2 separate regions of the Mus musculus genome follow, and region 2 is linked to region 1. A link is a loop called in an ENCODE intact Hi-C map of the cell type or tissue named here. Cell type or tissue: left cerebral cortex. All regions are shown on one strand. Links, peaks and the distances in the headings refer to the core of each region. The heading gives the core; the rest is flanking DNA.

Evidence for each region. Peaks named below come from ENCODE experiments on the same cell type or tissue, not always from the same donor. Only the 100,000 strongest peaks of a DNase experiment are listed, where the experiment ranks them.
Region 2: it touches region 1 in a loop (2.5-fold over the local background); 5 of 42 quality-filtered maps call a loop at or near these places.

Annotation. Positions count from the first base shown.
Region 1 is chr17:71,610,395-71,620,861 of GRCm38, forward strand. It overlaps Wdr43 (WD repeat domain 43), which reads left to right and starts at 5,821. Exons shown (of 18, transcript NM_175639.1): 1 at 5,821-6,091. The coding sequence starts at 5,867. It overlaps Gm30091 (a long non-coding RNA gene), which reads right to left and starts at 2,990. Exons shown (of 3, transcript XR_385737.3): 1 at 2,950-2,990; 2 at 2,346-2,529. In left cerebral cortex, for the core only: no CTCF peak of the experiment used is centred there; DNase peaks (open chromatin) are centred at 5,755 and 6,450; H3K4me3 peaks cover 1,936 bases; H3K27ac peaks cover 589 bases.
Region 2 is chr17:71,470,154-71,480,620 of GRCm38, forward strand. It overlaps Smchd1 (SMC hinge domain containing 1), which reads right to left and starts at 5,190. Exons shown (of 48, transcript NM_028887.4): 1 at 4,826-5,190. The coding sequence starts at 5,011. In left cerebral cortex, for the core only: a CTCF peak has its summit at 5,021 (motif pointing left); DNase peaks (open chromatin) are centred at 5,254 and 5,780; H3K4me3 peaks cover 2,322 bases; H3K27ac peaks cover 1,512 bases.

The DNA of each region.
Region 1 (10,467 bases), core at 1,565-9,564:
ACCTGAGTTCAGCTCCCAGCACCCTTATGGTGCCTCACAACTGTCTGTAACCCAGTTCTAGGGGATCCAACTTCCTCCTCTGGTTTCAATGGGTAGCAGACACATAAGTGGTGCACATATTCATGCAGGCAAAACACTCATACACATAAAGTAGATGATGATGATAAAAGAATTTTTAAACAGGAAGGATGGATGAATTCTGGTTTGACTTCAGTGATGCAGTACCTTATTTTAAAGGTGTGCCCCCCCATGCCCAGCCTTCTCCCTTATTTCGTGTACATGGGTGTTTTGATTGTATGTATATAAATGTATCATACTTGCAGGTGACCTTGAAGTACAGGGATGGCACCAGTTCATCTGGAACTGGAGTTACAGGCTGTTGTGAGACATCTTGTGGGTAGTGGCAACTGAGCCCAGGTCCTCTGCAAGAACAGCAAGTTATCTTACCCACTAAGCCACTTTTCTAGTCCTTTTTTCTTATTTTTTAGGGATTGTTGTAGTCCATCTTTTTAAAACACACACACACACACACACACACACACACACACACAGTATTCTGCCTGTATGTACACCTGCATGGCAGAATTAGGCATTAGATGTCAGTATAGACAGTTGAGAACCACCAAGTGGTTGCTAGGAATTGAACTCAGGACCTCTAGAAGAGCAGCTGGTGCTCTTAACCTCTGAGGCATCTCTCCAGCCCAATCTATCAGTTTTAAAGACTTACTTTTTGCCACATAGTAAACACCTCCAAAAGTGGGGATTGACTTAGATGTATTGACTTTGAAAAAATCCATTGGAAGCTGGGCAGTGGTGGCTTGCACGCCTTTAATCCCAGCACTTGGGTGGCAGAGGCAGGTGGATTTCTGAGTTCAAGGCCAGACTGATCTACAGAGTGAACTCCAGGACAGCCAGGGCTACACAGAGAAACCCTGTCTGTGAAAACAACTCACCCCACCCCCACCCCCGCCAAAAGAAAAATTAATTGGAAATCTATGTTCATTTCCTAGAGCTGTTGCCATAGACTACCATAGGCATGACAGTATAACAATAGAAATGTGTTCTCTCACATGCTGGACGACAGGAGTTCAAGGCCTTAATATGACCATGCTCTCTTCAAAAAGTCCAGGAAAGAATTTTATTATGAAATATTATTTGCAGTGCCAAGGACTGAACCAAGTTCTTGGCAGTACTGGACTGGCTGTATACTGAGCTACATGCCCAGCCCTTAGGGGAGGAGTCTCCATTTCTTTTCTTTTCTAAAGATCTATCTATCTATCTATCTATCTATCTATCTATCTATCTATCTATCTATCTAATATGAGCACACTGTCTGTGTCATGGTTGTGAGCCACCACGTGGTTGCTGGGAATTGAACTCAGGACCTCTGGAAGAGCAGTCAGTGCTCTTAACCACTGAGCCATCTCTCCAGCCCTGATTCTCCAATTTCTTTCAGATTTGTTTGTTTTTGAGATAGGATCTCTGGCTGTCCTGGAATTCTCTATTTGGACCAGACAAGTCGCAAACTCACAGGGATTCATCCATTGCTGCTAGACTCAAAGGCATGTACTACTACCACACTTTGTGTGTTTAGAATTCAGTTTTTGGCTGTCTTCACACTCATTGTGCATCTCTCTAACCCCCATGTAAATGTTCATCTGATTTGTTGTTGTTTTCCTTTTTTTTTTTTTTTTTTTTTGAGACAGGGTTTCTCTGTGTAGCCCTGGCTGTCCTGGAACTCACTTTGTAGACCAGGCTGGCCTTGAACTCTTGAAATCTAACTGCCTCTGCCTCCCAAGTGCTGGGATTAAAGGCGTGCACCACCACTGCCAGGCATCTGTTTTTTTTTTTGTTTGTTTGTTTGTTTTGTTTTGTTTTTTTCCTTAGAAGGCTGCTAGTCACTGGGTTTAGGAACTACTTCAGATAAAATTATTTTGAGATTCTTAACCAGATTACATATGCAAAGCCTAAGGCCACACCTACAGTTAACAGCATTAGAACTCAGACGCGTGCTTTTTGGTGACACTATTCAATTCACCACTATATCCATGTGGAGATGCTGAATACGGAATTGAAAATTTAAGTTCGGGGGCGGTGGGAGACAAAGTTTGGAGGCATACAAACATTTGACCACTAGCACGTGAATGGTGGCTAAGCTTTATGGAGGAAGAAAAAAAGCCCCAAGGAACTGTGATGCCAGAAAGTGGAGGAAATGAGGAACATGCTAAACTGAAGGCAAGAAATCAAAGGGGAGGCAGTGAGTGTGAGGTTATGGAGGACGGACTTGCTAACATGATGGACTCTTATATTGTATCAGAGGTTAGGCTTCCTAGATGGACACTTACATTGTATCGGAGGTTGGGCTTCCTAACGATGGACTCTTACTTTGTATCGGAGGTCTTTCAGACCTTCACTGTAGCTTCCCAGAGAAGGGAGGGTGGAAAGCTCTGCTGGAGGGAGGAAAGTAACCAATACTTCTGTTTGTCCGCATGGTTCAGGAACCGCCATATAAAACCAGATCCACTGAATCTAATAGAAGAGAGAGTGGGGAGAAGTCTCGAACATACGGGCACAGGGGACATTTTGCTAAACAGAACACCAATGGCTTATTCCCTAAGATCAAGAATCAACAAATGGGACCTCATAAAATTGCAAAGCTTCTGTAAGGCAAAGGACGCCGTCAATAGGACAAAACAGCAACCCACCATTTGGGAAAAGATCTTTACCAACCCTACATCTGATAGAAGGCTAATATCCAATATATACAAAGAACTCAAGACATTAGACTCCAAAGAACCAAATAACCCAATTAAAAAATAGGGGTACAGAGCTAAACAGAATTCTCAGCTGAAGAATCACACATAGCTGAGAAGCATTTAAAGAAATGTTCAACATCCTTAGTCATCAGGGAAATGCAAATCAAAATGACCCCGAGATTCCACCTCTTACCAGTGAGAATGGCTAAGATAAGAAAAACTCAGGTGTCAGCAGATGCTGTCGAGGATGTGGAGAAAGAGGAAGACTCCTTCATTGCTGGTGGGATTGCAAGTTGGTACAACCACTCTGGAAATCAGTCTGGCAGTTCCTCAGAAAATTGGACATAGTGAAAGATCCTGACAGAATGTAAAAGGTCACAGAAGCCCTGAAATTGGCAAGATAGATTTCATTGCTAGCAGAACTAGCTTCACTGATTTAGAAAAATAGAGGTGCACAATGCTCTGGCCACTCCTTGAACCCGTGTGTCTGCCAATGTTTTGACTGTTCTTTGAACCCATGTGTGTGCCCACTGATGAAGCCCATTGCCAGGTGTTTGTGATATTGGCTGCTGGGGAAGAGTCGGAAAAATCTCCCCCAGCAACCACAGCCAGGCCAATCCGGAGTTGTTACACCTGCACCAGACTCTTTCCTTGTACCCCTCCCATACCCATTGATAGACATTGTTTAGATCTGGAAATCTCCTACTCTCCCTTTTCCTTTCTCCCCTGAGGGCCTATAAAAACTGGGACCTCTTTCCCGTGGAGGTGACTCCTCTACCCCTGTGTGGGATATGAGTCGTCCCCAGAGCTCTGGCTTTCCCCAAATAAAGCCTAATGTGGTTTGCATCAAGTTTGTTCTCTTGTGAGTTCTTATGTGTCCGCTATTGTCCCGAGGCCTGAGCGAGGGGCTCCTCTCGGAGTCTTTCAATAATAGTACTACCTGAGGACCCAGCTATACCACTCCTGGGCATATACCCAAAAAATGCTCCAACGTATAACAAGGACATATGCTCCACTATGTTCATAGCAGCCTTATTTATTATAGCCAGAAGAAACTGGAAACAACCCAGTTGTTCCTCAAGAGAGGAAAAGATACAGAAAATATGGTACATTTACACAATGGAGTACTACTCAGCCATTAAAAAACAATGACTTCATGAAATTCACAGGCAAATGATTGGAACTAGAAAATATCACCCTGAGTGAGGTAACACAGTCACAAAAGAACACACATGGTATATACTCATTGATAAGTGGATATTAGGAAAAAAGCCCAGAATACCCATGATATGACTTACAGACCATATGAAGGTCAAGAAGAACGAAGACCAAAGTGTGGATGCTTCAGTCCTACTTAGAAGGGGGAACAAAATAATCATGGGAGGTAGAGGGTGAGTGAGACTTGGGAGGAATGTAGGAGGGGAAGAGGAAAAGAGGGGGGGTGCAGGAACAGGTGTGGGAGGAGCAGGGGAGATCTATAGAGGGTAAGGAAATTGAACATAGGCATGTAGCAACGGGGATGGGTAGCTAACAGAAAGTCCCAGACGCTAGGAAAGCAAGAGGTTTACAGGACCCAAGGGGGATGACTTTAGCTGAATTACCCAACAAAGGGGAGAGAGAACCTGTATCCAGAGGTTAGGCACGGTCCCTGGTTGAGAGATGGGGCCATTAACCCTTCTCAAAATTTTAACCCAGAATTGCTCCTGTTTAAAGGAAATACATGGACAAAGAGTGGAGCAGAGACTAAAGGAAAGGCCTTCCAGAGACTGCCCCACCTGGAGATCCATCCCATATACAGCCACCAAACCTAAATACTATTGCTGATGCCAGGAAGTGCTTGCTGATAGGAGCCTGATATGGATGTCTCCTGAGAGGCTCTTGCAGCCCCATTGGAAGAACAACATCAACCAACCAGTACCATCAGAGCTCCCAGAGACTAAACCATCAACCAAAGAGTACACAGGAGGGACCCATGGCTCCAGCTGCATATGTAGCAGAGGATGGCCTTGTTTGTCGTCAAAGGGAGTGGAGGCCCTTGGTCCTGTGAAGACATGATGCCCCGGCGTAGGGGAATGCTAGAGTGGTGGGGCGGGAGTGTGCATGTGGGTGAGGAAGCAGCCTGGGGGAGGTGGGTAGGATGGGGGTTCTAGGAGAGGAAACCCGGGGGGGGGGTAACATTTGAAATTTAAATAAACAAAATAACCAATAATTAAAAAAAAAGAACCAATAAAATAAGGAAAAAATTTCTTCTATCTATCTATCATTTATCTTTTGGAGACAGTTTCCCTATAGTCCTCGATGTTATAGAATTCAGTTTCTAGACCGTGCCTGCGTCTGCCTCAGATAGAGTGCTGGGATTAAAAGGCACACATCCAGATGGGAATATATGTTTGGTTTCTCTTTTCTTTTTTTTTTTTTTTCTTTTGTGTGTGTGTGTGTGTGTGTGTGTGTGTTGTTTTTTGTTTTTTGAGACAGGGTTTCTCTGTATAGCCCTGGCTGTCCTGGAACTCACTCTGTAGACCAGGCTGGCCTCGAACTCAAAAATCCGCCTGCCTCTGCCTCCCAAGTGCTGGGATTAAAGGCGTGAGGCACCACCGCCCGGATTCTTTATTTACACCCAACTTGACCTCCTCTCTTGTCCAATAGTATCTCTGTGTGTTAACACAGATAAAAGAGGCATCTTGTTTCTTCAAGCCCCAACTCTAACTTTGATAGAACTATGATTGGATAATTATTGTACGTACATGGCCACGTCCTCGAAGAGACTAAAGAAACATGGAAACAGCTGTTACAATCTCGGAGATGTAAGTAAATATTTCTTTTAAACATTTCGTCTAGTTGTTTCATAGGACGTAGTTTTAAAAGAAGGATCTGGCTCGGTAGTATGCAAATCACTTCCCCTCGCGCTTCCTTCGCAGGACAAGTTAAGAAGGACCCCACTGAGCCACCGTCCACAGGGTGGGCCCGGCTAAACGCTGGCCTGCGTCACGACCAGCCACTTCTTGGGCTCTCAGCGTTCCCTCCGCCCCACTTCCTCCCTGCAGGCCCCACCCCGCGCCGGTGCGCCTGCGCCCGGGCGAACACGTGGCTGCCGCGGAGCCAGAGCAGCAATGGCGGCCGGAGGCGGCGGTAGCTACGACCCCTTGGCCCCGGCGGGGGTCCCCTGCGCCTTCTCGCCGGACAGTCAAGCCTACTTCGCTTTAGCCTCTAGTGACGGTCAGCTGCGAGTATGGGAGACCGCCAACAACCGGCTGCACCAGGAGTACGTGCCTTCCGCGCACCTCAGCGGTACCTGCACCTGCCTGGCCTGGGCGCCAGCACGGCTGCAGGCCAAGGTAGGATGAGCGGGGACGGCGACGGGGACGGGGACCTCCTGCCGGGCTGCGGCATCCCGGGCCGGGCGGCGAGGCGCGTGGCACCCCTGGCGCGCGTGGCCCGGGGCGTCCCGGGAGAGAGGAGGCGCGGAGCCGGGCCGGCGGCGCGCTTGGGCCGGCGCCGCGGCTGCAAAGTGCGGCCTGGCCCGAGGGGGGCTGCGGGAGGGTGCGGCCCGATCCCGCGGTCTCCACGAGGTCTGCACCCCGGCTGCTTCTGGGCCGCCATGTTCATCGAAGCCTCTGCTCCCCCGGGGGGCGGCCTCAGACTTCCCAGGCCTGGGTCCCCATCAGAGCTACCCGGTGCGCACTTTAGGACCGTCTCGCGCTTCCGCATCCCGGACCCCGGTATTGGTTTTGCTTTGGGCACTTGGAATGCGCACGTCTAGGTTAAGTTCCTTCCGGGAGCCCCTTCCCTCGGCTCGGATGCGTGTTCAACACGTGTTCCCTTCTGCCTCTAGGTTGTGGGATTCGTCGTCCCACAAACTCTTTTCCATTTCTAAGTTCCCTTCTTTCTCAGCGGAGGTACAGTGAAATAGAGTAGGGCATATGATGTAGGTCCTGGTGATTTTTTTTTTTTCTCTCGTAGTTGGGAAACTGCTTAGTTAGGGAATCCTTTTCGCTGTCAGGTAAATGCTGCTCACTGTTGACTCACCCGGTTAGATCTCGGCACGCACGTGGTTAGGCAGTCGGCAGGCAAAAATCTGGAACCGGTGTAAAAGGTATCCTAAAATATGTGACGTTTTGCTGTCACTGATGTTAAAGTTGTTGGGATAGCTTACTCCTTCCCATCCCAAGAGTAAACTTTCACATAAATTTATTTTATCTAAGTTGCTATACTCTGTGTGACAGTGGTTAGCTACTTACCGGATTCCAGCTTTTCTTGGTGACAAAGAGCAGATATGAGGCCCTATAAGTCAAACATAATCAGATTTGTGAAAGTTATGTAATTGTCAGCATTAGAGCTGCTGCACTTTTTTTTTTAACTTTATACAGTTTTCTTTTTAACTTAACAGTCCTGTAAAGTGGTGAGAGTACTTACTAACACTCAGAAATACAGAGAGAGCAGTTAGCTAAGTGCTTGTAGCCAGGCTGTAAAAGTAGGAGTCCAGCCTCTGTAATAATTGTGTTTTTTGTTCCCTACTTATAACATGAGGATAATCACTTAGAATAGTGTATAGCGCCTTAAGTGAAGTGCTAATTACTAGTGGTATTAGTATCTTGTATTTTTGTCCTTAGTCCACAAGGTATGTCAAAGCAAGCAATTTCAATAAAGGCCAACAGGAACTAGACTCGGAACTCGTGTCTTTGAAGTTCTTGGTTGTCCTCAACAGATAGTATTAGATACTCATTTCCAATCTTCTATGTCCCAGAACAAAATCCAAATTTCAAAAATAGCGGTTTGGAGATTTTCATCCACTGTGATACAGTAGGGATACAACCATTTTTAAAGGAGCCCAACTTTAACTTTTCAACAAAGCTCCTCAAATTAAAGCAACTTTATGTGACAAGATGACCCGAGTCCTGGTTCCCAAGTGGTGTGCTGGATTGGATGTGCCCAGTGGTTAGCATCCCCAGAGTGCCGGTGCAGTCCCCAGCAAGCCCTGCTTTCAAGTGCCAGTAAGTTTCACTTTCTTTTTATCTATATGTTGCCATTTCTGCTATGCAACTACTAAATGTCTGGGAATTAGTAAACAGACTTAGGCTGGGATGTAGCTCAAAGATAGAAAACTTGCCTAGCATATGAAAGACCCTGGATTGAATCAATAGTACCACAAAATCAGAGCTAGAAAAGCAGTCAGGGCTCAGGAAGCTAAACGGCATGGTTGGTCACTAACAAGCGGTAGCACTAGGATCCCAGCCTAGCCCCTTACACGGTGAACTCCTACCCTTGCACTTCATCATGGATGGCTGCAGAGCTGTCAGTTCCCATCCTGAGCATGTGACTCACGGAAGCAGCATTTTTCCAGTTCAGCGGTAGACTTAACTGGTCTGCTTGGTGCTGGGGTGGGCTTACAGGTCCAGGTAGTGTGTGGCTTAGAGTTTGTGGCAGCCGCTCAAACTCCGCTTTGGGGCTCACTGGATTGTGTGCCCTGGTATTTTAAGTATTCAGATGATCATCATACTAAACCTGTTTTACATTTTTAAGTGTTTAAAGTGTGACACATAAAATGGATGTTATTATAAAGCCCACGTTCCCAGTACATTGGTATGGTTTGGTATGGGATTTAGTAGACATACTATCTTTTTTTTTCCCCCAAATCCTTATTTGTCTCACCTTCAGACCTATTTCTAGAAGCAGTGGCTCCCACTTAAATGGTACTTACTCTGGTGGCATATGTGTTTTGTTTTTTTTTTTTTGTGTTTGTTTGTTTGTTTGTTTGTTTGTTTTCTGTATAGCTGGCTGTCCTGGAACTCACTTTGTAGACCAGGTTGGCCTCAAACTCCGCCTGCCTCTGCCTCCCAAGTGCTGGGATTAAAGGCGTGCGCCACCACTGCCCAGCGTAGACATCTTGCTTCCAGAGCTCTTAGGATTAAATGAGGTAATAACACATAAATGATTGTTATGGTGAGACTTGGTCCATAGTGGTTATTGTTCTGTCTGGACTCCTGTGCTCATGCAGTGCTGTATTGAATGGAATGAAGTCATATTGAGTGTCCTGCCCTTGGTTTAGGAATGGGCAATTTGCTACAAGGACAATGTTTGGTACTCTACCAGTAGAGAAAGGTAAAGTTATACTGTGTTTCTTGAATAATAGGTTGTAGTGGTGTTTCATAAATGTTTAAAAGGCTTTTTCCTGTTTCTAGAATGATCATAATACCTTGAAGTTTATGCCATGATCGATTTAGCGCTTCTCTGGTTTATGTTTGTATTGAACCTGTTATGCTAGTAGCAGGCTAGAGCCACACATTTAAGCCACCTAGAAATTGATCCTGTTGCTACCCACTATCTTTCTCTCAAACTTGTTTTTCTTCATCCTCTGGTAATAAAACCTGGAAGTCTGACCCTGTCTGATGTTGGGACCATAGTTCACTTCCACATGCTTTGTGGAAACATGAATAAACACAGCCTAGGACCTAACTGAAGGATGGGCATTTTAGGTATTAGAATGCATTAGAGCACAACTGAGACACTGGTGAAATTGCTAGGAAAAGTTTAAGCTCTCCTCAGTACCCTCTCTGGAGATACAGTACAACAATTCAGCTGTATTCCTGACAGTCTGGAGGTCTCAAGTACTTAATATTTCAAAGGAAGGTGTCCTGGCTGGTTTTGTGTGTCAACTTGACACAAGATGGAGTTATCAGAGAGAAAAGAATTTCATGTGAGGAAATGCCTCCATGAGATCCAGCTGTAAGGCATTTTCTCAATTAGTGATCAAGGGGGTAGGGTTTCTTGTGGGTGGTACCTTCTCTGGGCTGGTAGTCTTGGGTTCTATAAGAGAGCAGGCTGATCAAGCCAGGGGAAGCAAGCCAGTAAGGACCATCCCTCCATGGCCTCTGCATCAGCTCCTGCTTCCTGACCTGCTTGAGTTCCAGTCCTGACTTCCTTTGGTGATGAACAGCAATGTGGAAGTGTAAGCTGAATAAACCCTTTCCTCCCCCACTTGTCTCTTGGTCATGATGTTTATGCAGGAATAGAAGCCCTAAGACAGAAGGTAAAGGTTACAGATCAGGTTCTATTGGTAGAAGAACATTTGTTTTGATATATTTGTGACTTGATGAGATGTATGTATTTTCACTCTTATCTATGAAATACATATGCCAGAGTAAATACCATTAAAATGGGTCAAAAATGGACTTTAAAACTACTTACTAATAATTGAACATAATTTTCAGTGTCTAAGGTCAGTTTTTAAGGCTGGTTTGATGCATTAGTGGGTCATGAAGTAGATTTAGCAGGCTATTAATAGTGTTTCGTGAGATAGAATGGAATGGTGAGGATAAGTTTTCCTGTGAAACTTTTTTTTTTTGAGACAGGATTCCCTATGGAACAGCCCTGGGCATCCTTGAAACTCACTTTGTAGACGATATGGGCCTCAGAGATTGGCCTGCCTCTGTTTGCTGAGTGTCTCACGCCCAGATCTGTTTTTGAAACCTTCATGTTTTAGTTGTATCCCTGAGTGTGTTTGGGCCTCCATGTGTTATGCAAACTCTCTACAGTCTCATTCTGAAAAGCCGTTGTGTAATTGTTGACAGGACCAGTCAGACTCTGCTTGTCTGGTTATGATTATGTTTTTAAAGATTTATTTATTATTATATGTAAGTACACTGTAGCTGCCTTCAGACACTCCAGAAGAGGGCGTCAGATCTCATTAGGGATGGTTGTGAGCCACCATGTG
Region 2 (10,467 bases), core at 1,583-9,582, 140 kb before region 1:
TCAACAGATGAACCGCCCAGTCTGGCACGATGGCTCACACTTGTAATCCCAAAACTGAGGAGACAGGAGGTCTACTTTAAATAATATTTTAAATAAATTTAAATAAGTACAGCAGGTCTCATAAATAAATAATAGATAAAAATAAAAATTGGGTGTGTTGGCAAATAGCTGTAAAAACAGAATTTGGGAACCAGAGGCAGGTGGACTGCCAGGAGCTCCAGGCCAGGCTGCTGGGTTACATAATAAGACCTTGTCTAAAACAAAACAACACAACAATAGGTGGCCATTAAATCAGAATTTCATGGATGAATCCAGCTGAGACCACCTGAATTCTCTTGAACTTATTAAATTAATGAAGCCTATCAGCTAAATTGTAGTTTACAGGATACATATGGAGATAGCTAAGCCACAGAATACTGTAAGGCCAGGGGGCAAGGCATGTAATACACAAATCAGGGAATGGAATCTCACCCATGTAATCCCAGTGCTCTAAATACAAACCTGTGAGACGGCTCAGCTACTAAAGATGCTGCTGCCAAACCGAACCATCTGAGTTCAATCCCAGAGCCCTCCTTAGAAGGAGCCAGCCTAGCCCACTTGGCAACTCTAGGTCAATGAGAATCTCTGTCTCAAAAAAACAAGGATCAACAATCAAGGTTGTCTGTCCTCTGGCTTAATCACACACGTTAACACACACACATCCCCAAGGAGGAGAGTGCTGAATGACACTCAAGGTTGACCTCTGGCCTACACGTCCACACAACCACACACATGTACACATGTACAAATATCTGGAAAATATTAGATGTATCTAATTATTTCATACAATACACCCATAAAACTATTGTTTTTAAGGTTTTCTTTTAAGGATTTTTCTAGAATAATGGATTAGCGTACTTAGTCCAGTTTATGACTAACTTCATAGATGGCTTCTGCCTTTCAACTGTCAATATACTTACCCACATATCTATAGATAGGAATGCTAATACCTTTGTTATCTAAATTAGTTTTTACTCAACTAAGACTATACAAATATTCTTTTATAAGGGATTAAATTCCAATAAAATAATTGCAAATTAAAAATGTGTTTCATAGACCTGACCTCCCAAATATTATAGCTTGGGCCTATTATTGCAGGATATTTGATCACAATGTGAATCCCAAGATTATGCTTCTAGTTATGATGTGGCTCAGCCCTTAACATTAATCCCAAACAAGGAAGGTAAAATTAGTTTATAGAAGGAAGCACCCATGTTTGAAAGTGACATCTAATTGAGTGGCAGACAAGTGAGCAAAAAAGTGCTGAATCAGAGAAAAATGTGACAGAATAAATCAGAGAGATGCCCAACTCTCAAGAAAAGAGAGGAAAGGGAAGCTACATGGGGGGGGGGGGGGTAAGAAAGGAGGAGGCAGTTTTTTAAAATAGGGAGAGTTATAGAGAGACAGGTTGCACCGACAGAACAAGCTAGACACAGAATGAGCCAGAGAATGAGAAGCCGCCAGAAGATTAGAACAGATTGCCAGTTTGTTTAAGGCCAAGCAGAGTAATTCAGGAGAAGCGAGAGAAGCCAGAGTTAGTCAGCATGTGTTTAAACAAAACAAAACCCAGGACCCACATAGGGCAAGACGAGAACCAACTCCTTAAAGTTGTCCTCTATGTCCATACACAGCAGCAGCATGTGCATAAACGTGTATGTGTGTAATGTATATATACACTCATAATAAATACAATCATAATAAATCCCATAGGTTAAAAAATAAGGGGCTGGAGAGATGGCTCAGCGGTTAAGAGCACTGAGTGCTTTTCCAGAGGTCCTGAGTTCAATTCCCAGCAACCATATGGTGGCTCACAACCATCTGTACAGTATGCTCATATACAAAAAATTAAAAATAATAATAATAATAATGGCTTGCATATTTGAAAAATGTTGAGTAAATGCTGTGTTCTTGCTACAAAAAAGTAACAAGTGTACTCTGAATGGTATGGTTTTAAATGGACACAGTAGCCACACCAGCACTCCTCACACTTGGCAGGCCGAACTAAAGGTTTGTCCACAGTGGAAGGCTGGCCTGGAGTACAAAGTGATTACTAAAACTGAGCTCCGTCAAGAGAGGAGTAAGAGGAGATAGTGGTGACAGGAAAAAGAAACATAGAACTACAGCAGTGAACCTAGAATGTTTTTGTTTGGAGTCAAATTGATCTAACGCTGGGTGTGGCCATGCACTTCTAGGAGGCTGAGATGGAAGGAGAGGAGTTCAAGGCCAGCCTAGACTACCCAAGTGTTCTAGACCTACCTCTGTCACAAACAAACCAACAAATGATCAGATCTACTGTTTTTACTTCTTGTGAATTATTGTGCTGATTAGTTTTTTTTTTTTTTTTGTCAACTTCGCACAAGCTAGTCTAGGAAGAGAAAGCCTCACAGAGACAATGCTTCCATCAAACCATCCTGTTGGCCAGCGTGGGGGGCATTTTCTTGATTAATATGGCATGACCAAGACCACTGTGGGTGGCACCACTGGCGCAGGTAAGGGGCAGGGAGAAGGGAGGAAACGAAACTGGAGGGAAGAAGAGGGAGGGGGACAGGAAATGAGTGAATGAATGAATGAATGAATGAAGCAGCCAGGGAGAACAAACCATAAGCAGCATTCTTCCACAGTCAGAGTTTCAGTTTCTACCTTCAGCTCCTGCCCTGGCTGCCCTCAACGATGGACAAACACTTTCCTCCCCAAAGTTGCTTTTGGTCACAATGTTTTATCACATTCTAGAAAACAAACTTCAAGGACTGAAGAGATGGATAAGTGGTTAAAGAGCACTCGATGATCCTCCAGAGCTCCTGAGTTCAATTCCCAGCAACAACATGGTGGCTTACAACCAACTGTAATGGGATCCGAAGCCCCCTCCACTTGTGTCTGAAGACAGCTACAGTGTACTCACATATATAAAATAAATAAACAAATCTTTAAGAAGAAACGAAAATAAGAAAACAAACCAGGAGGACAACTATGTAAGTGTTTGACTCAGCCCAACTGTTAATACAAACAACACCATGAGATCTGTAGCATAAACCAACAGAGCAAAGAAGACAGATCCAGGAGCTAGAGATAACCCAGTGGTTAAGAGCAATGCTACTCTTGGGCTGGAGAGATGGCTCAGAGGTTAAGAGCACTGACTACCCTTCCAGAGGTCCTGAGTTCAGATGGTGACTCACAACCATCTGTAATGGGATCTGATGTTCTTTTCTAGTGTGTCTGAAGATAGCAACAGTGTACTCACATACATTAAATAAATAAATCTTAAAAAAAAAGTAGGAAAAAAAACAATGAATGAAACACTTTTTTTAAAGAAAGAAAGAAAGAAAGAAAGAAAGACAGAAAGAAAGAGAGAGAGAGAGAGAGAAGCCGGAGCCTGACGTGGTGGCACACACCTTTAATCCCAGCACTCGGGAGGCAGAGGCAGGCAGATTTCTGAGTTCTACAGAGTGAGTTCCAGGACAGCCAGGGCTATACAGAGAAACCCTGTCTCGAAAACCCCCCCCAAAAAAAAAAGAAAAAGAAAAGAAAAAGAAAAAGAAATAGAGAAAAAGAATCGAAAAACCAAAAGAAAAGAAAAGGAAAAAGAAAGCCCACTTTGGCAAAGTCAAACTCAATTTGAATTTTTTCAACAAATATACAAGGTACTATCTTAGGACAGTGGTTCTGACCATAAGAAAACAGACATTTACATTACAATTCATAACAGTTAGTAAGTAACAACTAGAATAATTGGGGTGGGGGGGCACCACACCATAGGGAACTGTATTAAAGGATCACAACATTAGGAAAGCTGAGAATCAGTGTCCTAAACTAGGTTTTCTGGAAGGAAAACACTGTTTAAAACACTGTTTTATTGCCATATTCTTCTTTTAAAAGTTCAGAGCCCAGAACGGTGGCACTTGGGTCTGTGACTACCAACACTGGACAGCAAAGGCGGATAAAGTTCGAGGCCAACCTGGTCAACAGAGACTTCTAGGCTAGCCTGAGCTACACAGCAAGACCTCAAAACAAAACCCCGCAATACCCCTCCCCCAACATACTCAAGCTCAGGCAACAGTAAGAACAACAACAACCTATAAAGCATCTCACAGTATAAAGCACGTCTTGCTACGTAGTCATTCTTTTTTTTTTCCCCCCAAGCAGGTATACTCGTTCTTTGTTGTCCGCATGGTCACTTAGAGCTAGTTCAGGAACTCCCAAGGAAGTTGGAGCTCAGAGAACCAGGACAGCTCCTAATACTAACCTAACTTAGTATTACTCTGTAGAAGAATCCTGCTGGGACGGACCAGGCAAACCTTTCTGACAAGACAAGCCGGTAAAAGACTCCCTCCATCACCTCCCTGAACCTGAGGTACCCGGACTCCTGGAATCTCACCCCCCCACCACCACCAAACAGCGCAACCCTCGCAACACTGACTGTCCAGTGGATGCAACTCTGCATCTTCTGAAGTTACAAACTAGGACAAACACAGGTGCTTCTCCGACAGGAGGATGCACTAACTACTCTGCAACCATAAAGCAGTAACTAAACCTATAAGCGCCCACTAACTTGGAAGTCCCGAACGCTAGACCAGCACGGGCCCACGGAGGGGCGTGATCCCATCCTTCTTGGCCAAAGCCAGGCCGGCCGGGACATCCAACCAGGGATCATCCGCAACGTGGGCACCCGGCAGAGGCCAAGGCCGCAAGATCCCGGCCATCTGACAAGTTTATGGCGGTGACCCACCCAGGCTTCAGGCCACCTACCCTCACCTCCTCGCGAGCATCCCTCCAGCGCCCCGGGACGTACCTGACACACAGAAGCGCGGAACCCCGCGTAGTCCGCGTGCTCCGAGACCTGCAGTGCGCGATCCCCTAGCTCCGAGTCCTTCCCGCGCCGGTCAAACAAGTACACCGTCCTACAGCCGTCGACGGCGCCATCTCTCCCAGATCCCTCCGAGAGGCCGGCGGGATCGCTGGCGCCCTCCGCTGCCATGTTGAGGGAGAAAAAAAGAGAAGGCCCTGCGGCTCTCGGGCGCGCTTCCCGGAGACACCGACCCCGCGCGTGCCCTCGGCTCCAGCCGCCGCGGCTCCGAGCCTCAGCGGGCCGCGCAGCACCGACTGTGGGCAGCGGCCGGGAAGTAACCCGGGAACCGATTCAAACGCGCTTCTGCCGGGGTGCCGTACGTCACTTCCGCGACCCGCGAACACAGGGACGCGCTGAGCGCGCCTCAGAGCCCGCCAGCTACGTACGCCGCCGCCCACCAAGCCTCCTTCCGTGACCTGAGAGCGGGCCGCCGCCGTGGCTGCTGCGCAGGAGGAAGAGGACGGCGGACGGAGACCCGGCTAGTCCAGCAGGCCGTGGGGCGGGGCGGGGCTGGCCAAGGTGGGGCGGGGCTTCGCGCCCAGGCCACGCCCCCGGGCTCCTGCGGACCGCGGGGACTGGGGACGGCCTGGAAGCTGGCTTCCAGCGCCTTAGGGGCCTTCGCGGGGGGAGGTGGGGGGGGGCGCAACTCGCAAGCGTGTCGCCCCAGGGTCTATGCAGGCTCCCGCTGCAGGGCCCTGGCGCCTTCCCCCTAGCCATGCGGTCTCCAGGGCGCTACCAAGTCGGGCGGACGCGGCGGCTGGAAGCTTGCACCACCTGGGTCCCGGTGCGGTGGACACTAGCTAAAACACCGGGCACCGCTCTGCTTGCACGCTTCCTTCGCCGTCGTGGGTGGGTTCTACTGTGGGACAATGAGACAAAAGCTCGGCCTCGAGGAAGAGCGGGTCTCTGACGTCACGAGGCCGCGATGCGCGCCCCCGGGTTAGCCAGGCTCTGAGGCTTTAGGCGGCTGGGAGTCTTGGGATAATACCTAACCTACTCACCGAGGTTGAGTCAGCTTCTAAGCGTGCAATGTGTAAGACAGCCTCCTCGAAAACTTGAGCATAAAACTTTATATGCTCCAGTACGGGGGAATGTCAGGGCTAAGAAGCAGGAGTGGGTGGGTAGGGGAGCAGGGTGGAGGGAGGGCATAGGGAACTTTCGGGATAGCATTTGAAATGTATATAAAGAAAATATCCAATAATAAATAAATAAAAAAGAAAACTTGAGCATAATTATTGGGGGATGCGCTTCTGACTCTACAGATAGCAAGGAATGGGGGGGGGCGGGTAACCTTGCCAGATGCTTGCTCTCTGATTCTTAAAACCTGGATGCTTTGTACTTGAGAGAAACGTGTAAATTAATGAAACCCATTAATTAATTGAGTTCTTTTATGTGTCTAGAAGTTGGATCAGATTTAAGGGTGCTGTTTTACTAGGTTCGCAGGAGCCTTAATGATCAATGGTAAAGCTAGACTCAAAGTCAATGCACCTTGGAAACAGACCGGGTTGTTGGCACCAAGGACAGTTGGCCAGACATACAAAAGTGTGAAGGTTTGCGTAGAGCGGCATAAATAGTATGACTGGAAGAAGAGAAAATGAAACAGTAGGTGAGGTAGGTGAAGTTGTGACCAAAAGCTGGTCATGTTCTTGAAAGGGCACCTGAGAGACAGGAGACACGAGAATAACCTCCAACTATCATGAGATTTCTGTAAAATCTTATTGTAATTTGCTTTTTGTCAGTCTTCCTAGGCCTACATCAAACTTTGATCCTCCTGCCTTGACCCAACCTGAACCCTTGATGGCTTCAGAGGTATGAGTCACTACTCCTAGCTGGCATTTTACATTTTATCTTTAAAACTCACACAACCATTTCCTTCTATCCCTTTTATGGGCCGTGTTTGATTTGAACAACTGGAGAAAGACAAATCATTTCTCTAAGTCTTAGTTAACAAGCAAGATGAATTGCCTTTGTGGTTCAGCAAATTGGGGCTTAACAGCCAAAGGGTCAACAGGGCAATTTCTCTGTAATACCAAATTATAAATCTCATAAGTAAAAACAGAAGCACTTTGAAGGTCAGAGGACTCCATTCTCTGAAGTTGGAGATGGTTGTGAGCCTCCAGATGCAGGTGCAGGGAATCAAATCCTTAACAGCTGGTCCTAATGTGGATTTTTTTTATTTGTTCTCATTATTTAGAGAACATTAGTTTCTATAACCCAGCCCGCATAGATAAGACCTTACATATTTAATACAGTGTGTACAATTCCTGGACCGTCTTAACTATTGTGATATCAACTCAGCATGATGAACTAGGATACTTTTTCCTAACATCACAGCATAGCTAGTGTCTCCAAAGGTTCAAATCCTGTATGTATAAATATTTACATTAAAAATGTAACAGTGAGCCGGGCGTGGTGGCGCACGCCTTTAATCCCAGCACTTGGGAGGCAGAGGCAGGTGGATTTCTGAGTTGAGGCCAGCCTGGTCTACAAAGTGAGTTCCAAGACAGCCAGGGCTACAGAGAAACCATGTCTCGAAAAAAAAAAAAAAAAGTGAGAGTAGTATGTTATTCATCAATAGCAGTAACAGCATTTCCAGGACCAGCTGTCATTTGAACAAACTTGTAGCGACATCGAGAACACGCCGTTCAAATGGGGGTGGGGATACCAGAAAACAGCACAATTCTGTTACTATTATGCTTGCTACCCGGCATCATTTTTTAAAATTAGCTTCTCAGTTGTCATCTAAAAAAAAAAAAAAGAAAAGATTCTGAGCAGCATTATTAAAGACAGCTCTAAGGAGTTGGATGCGGTGGCGCATCCCTTTAATCCCAGCACTCAGGAGGCAGAGGCAGGCAAACCTCTTGAGCTTCAGGCCAACCTGGCCTATGAGTTTCAGACAACCAGGACTACACCGAGAAACCCTTTCTCAAGCAAATTAATAATAATAAATCCTCTTAAAGAAAGAAATGTCAACTCTTACGCTAGGTGAGTCAGTACATGCCTGTAATCCTAGCACTAGGGAAACAGGCAGAGCACAAGTAAGAAGCCAACCACAACTCCATATTCAGTTAGTTGCTTAGATGACAGTGTAGCAGTCTAGAATCATGTCAGAACACTTCCTTGTGCCAGTCACCTTTGATTCTTAAAAGAAAATCTAAATATATAGAGGGTCTGTTCTTTCCGAGAAATTAATAAAGTGGGTTTGAAATGACCTAGTTTCCTGGTTAGTTCTGGTCACTCACTTGTCATCACTTATAATACCTACTGAATATATTTTATTTATTTTAAACACTACTCCCCCCCCCTCCCTCAACATGCGTTGTGTGAAAGTGGGAGCACACACACAGACACTTTTAGTTGAAGGGTGGCCCTGGGACAGGTATTGAGGTCAGAGGACAGTTTGTGCAAATTAGGTTTCTCTTTCCACCATAATTGTCTCAGGGATCAAACTCAAATTGTCAAGATTGAAAGCAGTCACCTTTACCAGAAGATACATGTTTTGTTTTGTTTTTCCAGACAGAGCTTCTCTGTGTAGCTTTGGCTGTCCTGGAATTGACTGTGTAGACCAGATTGACCTAAAATACACAGACACACAGAGATCCACTTGCCTTGCTGGGAATTTTTGTTGTTGTTGTTTTTTGTTTTTTGTTGTTTTGAGACAGGGTTTCTCTGTAGCCCTGGCTGTCCTGGAACTCACTCTGTAGACCAGGCTGGCCTCGAACTCAGAAATCCGCCTGCCTCTGCCTCCCAAGTGCTGGGATTAAAGGTGTGCACCACCACCGCCCGGCTCTTGCTGGGATTTTTTTAAAGCGTCTTGTGTCAATTACCTGTTGTACTACAACAAACCACAGTGAAACTTAGTGGCCCTTGGTAGTGTCCTCTCCTCCCTTCCCCCTTGGGATGAGACTCAAGCTGTGGCTGAGAACGTCCTGAGATACTAACAGAGCTGCTTCAGAAACAGATCAGGAAGTGAAGTAAGGAGTTACATTGAAGTCTGCAATTAAAAACAGCTTAAAGTTAAAGATGGATGATGGTGCCACATGCCTTCAGTCCCAGTACTGGGGAGGCAGAGGCAGCCAGGTCTCAGAGAGTTCTAGGCTATGGTATTCTACAGAGTGAGTTCCAGGACAGCCAGAGCTACATACCAGACCCTGTCTCAGAAAAAAAAAAAAAAAAAAAAAAAAAGAAGTCATTTTTTCACCTGCTGAAACACATAGGTAGACATACTATTACCTGCATCTTTCTTTTTTTCTTTACTACCACTCATTTTTTAAATCTTTAGTATTTTTGTTAGTGCTTTAGGAGAAGCTAGAAAAAAAGCAATAAAACCAGTATTGTAAATACTGGTTTATGTGAGTGTCTGTCTGTCTGTCTGTCTGTCTGTCTGTGTGTCTGTGTGGTGCTTGTTCTGAGACAAAGTCTTGCTAATGTAATCAAGTTTGGCTCCTGTAGCTCAGTACCTCAGATTCCAGTTTCTGAGAGCTGACCTTTCACACTTGAACAACCACACCTGATTTTGTGGTTGCACGTGTGAGTGTATTTAAATGTAGTGCCTTAACTCTAGCCAGCTGCCGGGGATCTTGTAAATTAGACCACGCCCATGCTCAGGAGTGCAACCCTCACCCAGTGATTGCAGGGTAAAAAGGTTTTTTTTTTTTTTTTTTTTTAAAGGATGTGAAAGTAGGAAGGGGCAAGAAGAGTAAGAGACGGGAATGAGGGTGAATATGAACAGAACACATTATGTAAATATATAAAGTTATCGAAGATTAAATTAGATTTTAATTTTTCTTCATGTGTAGCCCTGGATATCCTGGAACTAAGTCTGTCAGACCAGGCTGGCTTTGAATTCAGAAGTCTGCCTGCCTCTGCCTCCCAAGTGCTGGGATTAAAGGTGGGTACCACCACTGCCCAACTGTTTTTTTGTTTTGTTTTGTTTTGTTTTTTTCCTAAAACTGTAATGTAGTGGCTTTAAGCAGGAACCATTGCTGGCTCATGATACTGCAGTTTGAGCTCCTCTGTGCAGCTCTGCTGGCAAGATTGCTTACTTAGCATAGTCACCAGCATCTGCACCAAGGTGAGTGGAAGGTGACAGGCTCACATCCCTGGCTGGCAATCAAGCTGAGGCTGTTGGCTTAATTACACGAGTTCTCTAATTAGACATTTCTACCAGGAAAACCTAGTGTCTTACCTGATCATCATGTTTCGAAAACAAAAACAGTGTGCCAGTGTTTATCGAGGCCCTGCTTGGCTCCTTTGGAATGTCCCAGGAGCCAACAACAGTCACATGGCTAACCCCGCCCTCCCAGGACAGAAACAGGTTTACAAAAATCCCTAGTGATTTTTGAGAATAATGCTGTATCTGCTGTCTATGAGAGGTGGTATCTAAATCAGTACTGATACTTCTCATGGTGTGTGGATGAGGAGACCTTGGGTTTGGTCCCTATTGCCATTAAATAAGGCAAAGAGGGAGAAAGAGAACGGATCTTGTTAGAAAGCAGGAAAACAACATACAGTTGATTGGTAATAGAAAACAGCCTTTAGGTCGGCGATTTCTCGTTACTCCCTAAATTAAAGATGTTTCTTTT